Regions from separate parts of the Homo sapiens genome. Here region 2 is linked to region 1. The links are chromatin contacts, found by Hi-C or POLR2A ChIA-PET in ENCODE. All regions are on one chromosome and are shown on one strand. The core of a region is the stretch at or near the end of the contact, and the rest is flanking DNA. Distances in the headings are between cores, read along the strand shown.

The links. A loop is a pair of places that touch in the nucleus more often than their neighbours do. ChIA-PET counts read pairs that join two places held with the same protein, here RNA polymerase II (POLR2A). Pooled maps may share reads with other maps.
Region 2: a loop to region 1 is called in a pooled map, with 4 times the contacts of the local background. The contact joins the promoter of SLC25A43 here to the promoter of STEEP1 in region 1. A Hi-C loop is called at or near these places in 1 of 37 single-sample maps with no recorded cell type and 5 of 50 pooled maps. POLR2A ChIA-PET finds 5 or more read pairs at or near these places in 1 of 52 experiments (HepG2).

The regions. Positions count from the first base shown.
Region 1 is chrX:119,561,123-119,566,731 of GRCh38, forward strand. It overlaps STEEP1 (STING1 ER exit protein 1), which reads right to left and starts at 4,287. Exons shown (of 7, transcript NM_022101.4): 1 at 4,110-4,287. The coding sequence starts at 4,233.
Region 2 is chrX:119,396,801-119,402,262 of GRCh38, forward strand. It overlaps SLC25A43 (solute carrier family 25 member 43), which reads left to right and starts at 2,536. Exons shown (of 5, transcript NM_145305.3): 1 at 2,536-2,878. The coding sequence starts at 2,604. RefSeq lists a silencer at 2,400-3,059.

The DNA.
Region 1 (5,609 bases), core at 3,037-5,536:
CAGCTACTTGGGAGGCTGAGGCGAGAGAATTGCTTGAACCCAGGAGGTGGAGGTTGCAGTGAGCCAATATTGTGCCACTGCACTTCAGCCTGGGCAACAGAGCGAGACTCCGTCAAAAAACAAAAAAAAAGGAAGAGAGAGGGTGATTATATAGTATGCAAATGATCCATCCTAGTTGGAGGAATTTTAATCTGAAAACAATGAAAACACAGTAAACAAATTAGGTACAGTTGTAAAGCAGATTGAAAATTGATATAATGGGCCAGGTGCGGTGGCTCACGCTTGTAATCCAGCACTTTGGGAGGCTGAGGTGGCAGGTGGATCACCTGAGGTCAGAAGTTCGAGACCAGCCTGGCCAACATATAGCGAAACCGTCTCTACTAAAACATACAAACATTAGCAGGGCGTGGTGGCACACACCTGTAGTCCCAGCTAGTTGGGAAGCTGAGGCAGGAGAATCGCTTGAACCCAGGAGGCAGAGGGTTGCAGTGAGCTGGGATCACACCACTGCACTCCTGCCTGAGCAACAGAGGAAAACTCCGTCTCTCAAAAGAAAAAAAAAAGAAAAAAAAAGAAAATTTATATAATGCAAATTAAGCACCTAAAGGATCACAGAGAAAGTCAAGTGGTCAGAGTAATTCAAGATGAATAGAGGAGGTGAAGAGAGGAGTTAGAGAACACTAGGCAGTTTACATGTCAGCTCATTTACTCTTCACAATGAATGGTTAAAGTAAAGATTTGTTGTTCCTATTTTAAAGATGAAGGAACTGAGGTTAAAAAGGGTAAGAGATATACCATGCATCTAATAAGAAGCAGAACAAGAATTCAGACCCAACTCTAAGTGATTCAAAAGCACATGCTGTTTCCACCACACCTCCTTACCAAGAATTAATTTCTTCGATAAATACGTGAGGGCCCTCTAGGTAGCAGGCACTGTTCTAACACTGTGCTAAAGATTCAGCAAACAACAAAGCAGATAAAGTCTCCGCCCTGGCCGGGCACGGTGGCTCACGCCTGTAATCCCAGCACTTTGGGAAGCCAAGACAGGTGGATCACCTGAGGTCAGGAGTTCGAGACCAGCCTGGCCAACATGGTGAAACCCCGTCTCTCCTAAAAATACAAAAATTAACCGGGTGCGGTTGCTCACGTCTGTAATCCCAGCACTTTGGGAGGCCGAGGCTGGCGGATCACCTGAGGTCGGGAGTTTGAGACCGGCCTGACCAACATGGAGAAACCCTGTCTCTACTAAAAAAATACAAAATTAGCTGAGCATGGTGGTGCATGCCTGTAATCCCAGCTACTCGGGAGGCTGAGGCAGGAGAATCGCTTGAACCCAGGAGACGGAGGGTGCAGTGAGCCGAGATGGTGCCACTGCACTCCAGCCTGGGCAACAAGAGCGAAACTCCGTCTCAAAAAAAAAAAAAAAAATTAGCCAGACATGGTGGCAGGTGCCTGTAATCCCAGCTACTCAAGAGAATCACTTGAACCTGGGAGGCAGAGGTTGCAGTGAGGTGAGATCGCACCATTGCACTCCAGCCTGGGCTACAAGAGCTAGACACTGTTTCAAAAAAAAAAAAAAAAAGTTCCGGCCCTGATGAAGCTTACATTCTAGTGGAAGAGGCAACATATTTTAAAATAATTATAATATGATTTTGGGTAATGATAAGTGCTAAATATTAAGCAGGGTAAGAGGACAAAGTGACAGGGATGCTGTTTTAGATAAGGTAATCAGGGAAGGGTTCTCTAAGGAAATTACATTTTAGCAGAGACCTGAATGAAGTAAGGGAGGGATTGAGGGAAAAGTTTTTGGGGCAGAAGAAATACCAATTAAAAAGGCACTGGGGGGCAGGAACACTTTTGACATGATGGAGAAAAAGCAAAAAGGCCACTGTGGCTGAAGTGCGATGAGCAAGAGGAAGACTGTTAGGGAATGAAGCCTGAGAGGTAGCCACAGGCCTGATCAAGGGTCTTGGTATGGATGGACTTTGGTTTTATTCTCAGTGTTATATGAAACCATTGGTTTTGAACAGGACTCTGGCTACTATGTGGAAAAGAGTGGAAGCAACGAGAGCAAGAGACTATTGTGCCAATCCAGGTGAAAGATGGTAGTAGCTTGGACTACAGTGTTAGAAGTGGAGGTGGTAGGCCGGCCGTGGTGGCTCATGCCTGTAATCCCAGCACTTTGGGAGGCCTAGGTGGGTGGATCACTTGAGGTCAGGAGTTCAAGACCAGTCTGGCCAACATGGTGAAACCCCATCTCTACTAAAAATACAAAATTAGCCGGGCGTGGTGGCACATGCCTGTAATCCCAGCTACTAGGGAGGTTGAGGCAGGAGAATCGCTTGAACCTGGGAGGTGGAAGTTGCAGTGAGCCGAGATCGCACCACTGCACTCCAGCCTGGGCAAGAAGAGCGAAACTCCATCTCAAAAAAAAAAAGAAAAAAAAAAAAACTAGCCGGGCCTGGTGGCGCACACTACTTGGGAGGCTGAGGCAGGAGAATCGCTTGAACCTGGGAGGCGGAAGTTGCAGTGAGCTGAGACCGCGCCACAGCACTCCAGCCTGGGTGACAGAGTGAGACTCCCTCTGTCTCAAAAAGAAAAAGGAATGGAGGTGGTAAGAAGCAGTCAGATCCTGCATACATTTTCACGAAAGCACCTGCAGGATTTCCTGATGGACTGGACAGATGTAAGGTACGTGACAGACAGAAGTCAAGACTGATTCCAGGTTTTGGTCTGAGATACTGGATGAATAGTTGTACTACTGACTGCAATAGGGATGACTATAAGAGGAGCAATTGGAGAGGGGGTGTAGAGGGTCATGAACTCAATTTTCAGCACGATATATTTGAGAGGCCCATTAGACATTCAAGTGGAGATGTTGAATAGGCAATTGGAGTCTCAGGAGAGGTGCAGGTTAAAGATGAACATCTGGGAGTTACCAGCATGTCAGTTGTATTTAAAGCTTGGGAATGAATGAGATCACCTAGGGGGTGGGTACAGAGTGAGAACAGGTGAGAGTACTGAGCTATAGGGCCTTGGAATGCCTAAAAGTCTGAGAGAGAAAAGGGAGCCAGACAAGGGGAAAAATCTAAGGCTGGGCGCGGTGGCTCACGCCTGTAATCCCAGCACCTTGGGAGGCCGAGGCGGGTGGATCACGAGGTCAGGAGTTCGAGACCAGCCTGGCCAACGTAGTGAAACCCCCGTCTCTACTAAAAACACAAAAATTAGCCGGGCATGGTGGCGGGCGCCTGTAATCCCAGCTACTCGGGAGGCTGAGGCAGGAGAATCACTTGAATCCGGGAGGCAGAGCTTGCAGTGAGCCGAGATTGCACCACTGCACTCCAGCCTGGGCAGCAGAGTGAGACTCCATCTGAAAAAAAAGGGGGGGGGGAAATACGAGGTAGGAGGAAAATCAAGTGAGTATGGAGTCTTGGAAGCAAATAAAAAACATGTTGCAAAAGGAATGAAATGATTACCTCTGTCAAATGCCACTGACAGAATTAAAATGAACATTGATAACTGACCACTAGAACTGTTAACATGGAGCCAAATACGGTTAAGATGATGAGGTGGGAAGGAAAGCCTACCTGAAGTGAGGTCAGGAGAGAATTAGAAGTCAGGATGCAGAGACAGCCAATATAGGCAACTCTTTTGAGAAGCTTTGCTATAAAAGAAGCAACGAAATGGGGTTATAGCTGGAGGGGAATACAGGATCGAGGGAGGGTTTTATTTTCGTTTGCTGTGAGGTAAGAGCAACTGCAGCATCTTGGTATCCAGCAGAAAAGTTATAAAGCTTCTAGAGGCAGTAGTTTTTGAAGACAGTGGATTAAGAGGGAAATACAATATGTTTGTGTTTCTATTTTTGTTCTCCTGAAGGAGTTTAGTTTTGAGGAAGGTCTGGATACAGAGTCACAAGGCTAAACAAAAAGCAGGAAAAAAAAAAATGCCCTGGAGTGGGGCGGGGATGCGTAGGGAGGATTTAGTCGGAGAGAGAAAACCCACCAATCTTCGTTGAGAAGTGGCTCCCAGATCACAGCCAGAGGAAATTCGCCTTCAAGAACCCGAAGTCTGGCTCCTTGCAGACGCCCCCGCAGTTCCCGGCTACTCACCCAGCACTAGGACCATCTGGCCGCACAAACAGTAGTAAACATGGAGGGGCTTCTCGCCGTCGTCATATTCCTCCCGGTCCCGAGTGTCAGAGCAGACTACTGACCGAGACACTACTTTCGGCATGATTCCCAAGAGCAATCTGAAAACTCTACGCCAAGAAGAGGGTCGCCCCGAAATGACGTCACGAGTGCGCCTTGCACCTTTTCCTTGTGGCTACGCTGGTCACGTGTTAGCAGAAGTCTTATAAACTTCCGGGCTGTCCTATCAGGCTAAGATATACGGGGGTGCGCCTGGAGCCTCCCAGAACCTACTTTGTCTTGGCCAAGTTAGCTGGGACTCCTGTGATCTGGGAGTCACTTCTCAATGAAGATTGGTGGGCTTTCTCACAACACCCTTAATATTATATAAATTCTTTACATTTCTATAACGCATGCATTTATATGTATATATACACATATGTATATATAAGACCAGCTAAATAAAGGACTATGCATTATATAGTTTATATTATATATATATATATATATATATGATACTGATTTGGGTGTGTTTCTAAATATGATTGTGATTTTAATGACTATTCCAGATGAGTACATAATTTTTTAGGTATCTTATTTTTTAGTTGATATAATTCACGTAACATAAAATTCACCCTTTTAAAATGTGTAATTGGGTGTTTTTTAGTGTATTCACAAAGTTGTGTAACCATCACCACTAATTCCAGAACATTTCCATCATCTCAAAAAGAAATCTTATACCCATTAGTAGTCACCACGACCCGCACATCCCCCACCTTCCCAGCCCACGGCAACCACTAATCTACTTTTTATCTCTATGGATTTGCCTATTCTGGACATTTCATATAAATGGAATCCTACAATATGTGGCCATTTGTCTGGCTTCTTTCATTTACCATAATGTTTTCAAGGTTCATCCATGTTACAGTACTTCTTTCCTTTTTATGGTTGAATAATATTTCATCATATGGATATATCACATTTTGTTCATTCATCAATTGGCAGACAACGGGGATGTTTTCACTTTTTGGTTATTATATAGATAATGCTGCTATGAACATTCATGTACAAGAATACTTCCACCGCAAATTTGTGTGGGAATATAAATCTGGATTTTTAACTTTTGACAGCACGAGAAGTGATTAAAGCACCTTGACACTGTTTGTGATTCAAACAATGTGGGATGTCATTGAATGACTTTACTGCAGTACAGGTTTCAGGTATAAACACTGTTTTGCCTTGTAATTTTAGGTTAAATTCATTAAGGAACATTACTAAGTCTATGGCAAAAGCCATTTTTTAAAACTATTCATGTTCAATAATAGTGGTCAAGGGTGGGGTTCTTCTCATTTAGAAAATTTTCTAAAATTTTGAATTCAAATTCAAATTCAAATTTTCTAAAATCTTGAACTCCTGACCTCGTGATCCACCCACCTTGGTCTCCCAAAGTGCTGGGATTACAGGTGTGAGCCACCGCGCCCA
Region 2 (5,462 bases), core at 1,286-3,785, 170 kb before region 1:
CTCTCCACAGACTTTTCAACAAGTGTGAAAAAGAGGCAATAAGGTTGGCTTGAGTATACAAGTCACAATCCAAATACAGGATATCCTCGGAGATTTATTTATGTTTAGGATGAATATACATAAGGTGCCCAATGCTAAGCAGATGAATGAGACTCTGGCTGAGTAAAATATGAACACCTGGTTAGCACATGATCATGAAAAGACAGAAGGCATCCAATATATAGTTTGGTGTTATTCATTTTATGCTTCAGTGTACCTGCAGTGAAAAATATACATTTTACTTTCTTTTTTTTTGAGACGGAGTCTCGCTGTCACCCAGGCTGGAGTGCAGTGGCGTGATCTCGGCTCACTGCAGGCTCCGCCCTCCAGGGTTCACGCCATTCTCCTGCCTCAGCCTCCCAAGTAGGTGGGACTACAGGCGCCCGCCACCTCGCCCGGCTAATTTTTTGTATTTTCAGTAGAGACGGGGTTTCACCGTGTTAGCCAGGATGGTCTCGATCTCCTGACCTCGTGATCCGCCCGCCTCAGCCTCCCAAAGTGCTGGGATTATAGGCGTGAGCCACCGCGCCCGGCCATACATTTTACTTTCAAGGTTAAAATAGGCCAGGCGCGGTGGCTCATGCCTGTAATTTCGGCACTTTGGGAGGCCGAGGCAGGTGGATCATCTGAGGTCAGGAATTCGAGACCAGCCTGGCCAACATGGCGAACCCCATCTCTACTGAAAATACAAAAAAATTAGTTGGGTATGGTGGCACATGCCTGTAGTCCCAGCTACTTAGGAGGCTGAGGCAGGAGAATCGCTTGAACCTAGGAGGCAGAGGTTACAGTGAGCCAAGACCATGCCACTGCACTTCACCCTGGGCGACAGAGCGAGACTCTGTCTCAAAAAAAAAAAAAACATAACTTGGCTGACCCAATCTCCATACAATGGGGTTATCACATGAAATGTTCCAGACCCACGAACTTCCTGAAAGAGCTTTAGAATCTTGTCCCGTTATCCAACAAAGGGCTTTAGGAAGTACCAGTACCCGAAGGTTTCCTTATTGTAATCCCCAAATTCCAATTCAAGCCCTTTTAAAGTCGGGGTCCTCCGGTCTTCAGAGTCATACATCTTTCTCAAGCTTCCCCCAGCCATCAAATTAGCTTACAACAAGACAGAAGAATTCACAAAACATGAAAATAAGCATTCCCCAATTGTTGAGAGCAGAGTATGGCTTCTGCAACTAGAACAAGTTCTCACAGTCAAAACCTTGTAATGTCATACTCAAGTGAGATTGACAGTGAAAAATAAAAAAGGAGAAACCCTGCAATGCCTTTTAGAAAACGTTCCTATAGCATTGTGTGTTAGTAAATGTAAATAACTATACAAGCCTAAAAACAACTATGTACCCGGAACATCTTGCTCACACCAACAGACTGCTGACAGTTCCTTTCCTTGTAATTATTAGTGACATGGCTTTTTTAGAAAAAAAAGAGACAGAAAGAAATTCTGAAATTCTGAAATTTTTGAACTGATTAAAGAATCCTCGGATTCTGGCCAAGCCTCTCTTAGCCATTCTTTGCCTCTATTGTTCTCTTAGCTTACAGAACCACTGAAAATGTCCCTACTGGAGTTAACTCTGCAGTCCTAGTAGACATATAGTGTAGCCGTTAGTGGAAACTGACATAAACCGCCCTAGATTTCAAACCGGTCTCTGCTTTGTAGGTAGCTGTGTGAGCCTGAGCAAGTCCTCTCTGTGTCTTGGTTTCCTCTCCTGTAAATGAATACCTAATCAGAACTAACACATATAAACTGCTTACCCATACCAGTCATTGTTCATTAATCCTTACAACAACCCCTAGGAGGAAAAAATTATAATCTCTGTTTTATAAAGCAACTGACACACAGAGAGGTTGAGTGACTTCCCCAAGGTCCCACAGCTGGTAAGCTGCAGAGCCAAGAATCTTACACAGGTTCAAGAGTCCAGATTCAAGTCCCCACACCCACACAGCCTCTGTCAATGAGGACATACGTACTTAGGGCCGTTTTGAGGATTACATGAGAACGTCTGTAAAGCCCAGTACTTGACAAGTGCCTGAGAGATAGCAACTGTGGTTGTTAGAATTTTTTACCTTCTGCACTGGGAAACCATCAAGGCTTTTTGGTTAGGCAGGAAAAAAAAATGGGTTGGAGGCAAGAGGAGGAGGAGGGAAGCGCCAGGGGAGGAAGACAGAGAAGTGGCACGTGAAAGGGAGAAAAGGGGCAAACCAGAGGAGAGGCAGGGAGGGGCGGCGGGGGCGCACTGAACATTTAGGAAGCAAGATGTCTAGCAGGCTGGGCCTTGAGAGAACAGTAACTGTTTCGCAACTGAAAGTCGCTACTCGAGCCTTGCCAACTGGGGAGACTATGCCCATGATATCCGCGGCCTCGGACCCCGGACCCTCCAGGCCCTCGCGCCCCACCCCCGACCAGCCTCGGGCCAGGCTAGGGCGTAGACGGGGCTTCCCGTCCCTCACGCGGGCCCGCCCCATGCCGGGCGGGGCCTGGGGCCCGCCACCTCCGCCCGTGGCCGGAGAGCCCCAGGCCCGAGCCACGCGGTCTTCCGGGCCCGGGTCGGGGCTCGATGGCTACGTGGAGGCGGGACGGCCGACTGACAGGCGGCCAAAGGCTGCTGTGCGCTGGGCTGGCGGGGACGCTCAGCCTCAGCCTCACCGCGCCCCTGGAGCTCGCCACCGTGCTGGCCCAGGTTGGCGTCGTGCGAGGCCACGCCCGGGGACCGTGGGCCACAGGGCACCGGGTGTGGCGGGCAGAGGGGCTCCGGGCCCTGTGGAAGGGGAACGCGGTGGCGTGCCTGCGCCTCTTCCCCTGCAGCGCCGTGCAGCTCGCCGCCTACCGCAAGTAAGAGCCGGGCGGGGCCGGGGAACCGGGAGACCGGACGGGGGTGGGGTGGGGGAGCCGCGGCCCGACGCCGCCCTGCTGCCTGGACTCGGGGCCCTGGAGTAGGGACGGCCCCCTTGTCGATCACCTGGGGACCCCTCGGGGCGGTGGGCCACCTCTATGGCCCCCAGAGTGCAGCCCCAATGCTTTTCACGTTCTCTTGGGGTTACCGCCCTGCAAGATGCAGTTTTGTGGTCCGCAGCCCTGGTCCGAGAGGCTTTCCGGATTGGACCGGGCGAGGAGGTGGAATGCAGCAAAGGATTTGGAGGAAAGGAATGAAAAGCTCTCCAGAGAGATGAGTCCTAACCATTTCCACCGTCCTCCAATTTGGAAACTTTTGCTTAGGCTGGCTTAGGAAGAGAGAGACCCTTTTAAAGGTGTTTTTGTCTGTGTGACCCAAGCCCCGAGAAGAAAGTGCTTGGTGTGGGGAAAGGACCCGATCCATCGATACGAAAAGGCCGCAGATTTTTGCCCACACATCTCCCCAACTTAAATGAAGCTTGACTTCAGGCTCCGACAGAGGCTGCAGCTTCCCCTCCCCAAGCTGAGAACGGCCCCCTCAGCCTACCGCTTCACCCCACTGGCCTCATTTATTTGGGCCTTTTCCACCTTCTCCCACATCAACAGCTGCTCCTTAGGAAAAGATCTAAAGGTGTAAATGCAGCCTTAAAGCTTCCACCGAGCTCAGAGGTACCTGCATTTGAACTGGAAACCAAGCCTGAAAGAATGAATTGGTAGTGATGGCATTTCAGGAAGCAGAGATGTTTCTGTATTGGGGGGACGGTCCCTGTGTTCCTCATTCAGTGGGCACAGTGGCATCTTTGATATCGCCTTGGCTCTGAATTAGACAAACAGCCCACATTTGGGAGAGTCGGTCTTGACCGCATAGTTTAGTCTTGGCGGCTAATAGTCAAAGGATTTTGCCTTGACACTGTCACTCACCTGGGAGGCCAGAGGTGGAAGGCTCACCTGGCAGCCGACAAGCCGAACGGAATCATCCTTATTACCTAGGCCTCTAGGCCAGTACTCATTTTGCCTCTGCCTGGAAATAGAGTTCCCTTCTCTTCCTCTGCAGAGGGACTCATGGGTGGGACCATGACATTTAGTTAAGGCCCTTTTTCCTCCCCACCTCTGCTTGCCCTCATCAACATCTGGCCTGCAGTCTGTAAACAGTTCTCCTCTGAGTCTTAATGACTCAGTTTCTCCCCCACTTCACCCTCTTCTCTACAAAGTAGTGTGGAAATCTTCCTTTGGATGGGATAAAATATGTCCAGAGGGGTGGGGGGCAGAACTTCAAAGGCTGGTTTAAGTATTGTGGCTCTTCTGCTAAGCACCTAGTATATGCACATTAGATTTTTTAAGCTCCTGCCTCCTGCCCTGTAAGGTCCATAGGACAGGAAGCATTGTGCCTGTTTTACAGATGCAGAATTGGGCTCAGAGTGATGACACCTCTTGTCAGTGACCGAGCTGAGCTCCACTACCTGGCCTTCTGACTCCAAATCTCATAGTCTTTCTGTTACATCATGCTGCCTCCCTGCATCCATTTGACACTAATTTAGTCAGGCTACATTAAGTCCCCACTGTGTGCACGATGCTGAGGACAATGCCAGGATGGAAGGGGCATGGTCCCTGTGCCCCAGGAGCTTACAGAGTAATAGAAGAGTAAGACTAATATGTCCATGACCATAACACACAAGGTAGCATGTGATTGTCATGGATAATGTGCTCTAGAAATGTACCCTTCTGATGAGCGATGAGGAGGAGAAAATGTGAAGACTTCATAGAGGAGAAAAAAATTTGAGTTTGGCATTGGGAGAATGAGGAGTCTGCTGGGCAGAGATGGAGAGAAAGATACTGCAGTTGATGTCAGCAAATGCACAGAGGTGGGAAGGCAAGCAGCACAACAGGAAGTCCAACCAGAAAAGCAGGTTGGAATGAGATATTAGAGGGTTGGATTAAGGGATTTGGACTTGACTTGGTATCCAAGGGTAGCTGTGGGAGGTTTTTGTGGGGGGTGGGGGGAGGTGTGTTGTGATTAAAGCAATTCAATGGAAATGATCGTCACATCGTGGCAGAGTAAGATGACTAGAGAGGAGGAAGAGTGGAGACAGCAGGGCCAGTTAGGAACCTGTTGCACTAGTCCACATAGCAGCTGAGGGCACCGGCAATAGGTGACCATGGGAGCAGAGAGGAGGAGATGTCTGGGAGAACGAGAACAGAGACTTACCTGGGCTAGGTTTGCTAGGAATTTTTTTTCCCCTACAGGATTATTTTCTTTCTGAAAACTAAAAGGAAGTATTTTGGTGAATGGCAAGGCATAGTTGGAAAGCAAAGTGTTTGATTAATCGCGATGCCATCCTTCCTACATCAACATGATACTCTTGATTCATCATTATACTGATTCATTTCTACTCTTTTCTGACCATGAATTTGCAAAACAGTTGGCTGGGGGCCTGTGATCATGGGTTTGAACAAAACATAAACATCCAGAATGTTCAGGGAATGGGGTAGTTAAGTGACTTGTCCACAAATGCAATTAATGGAA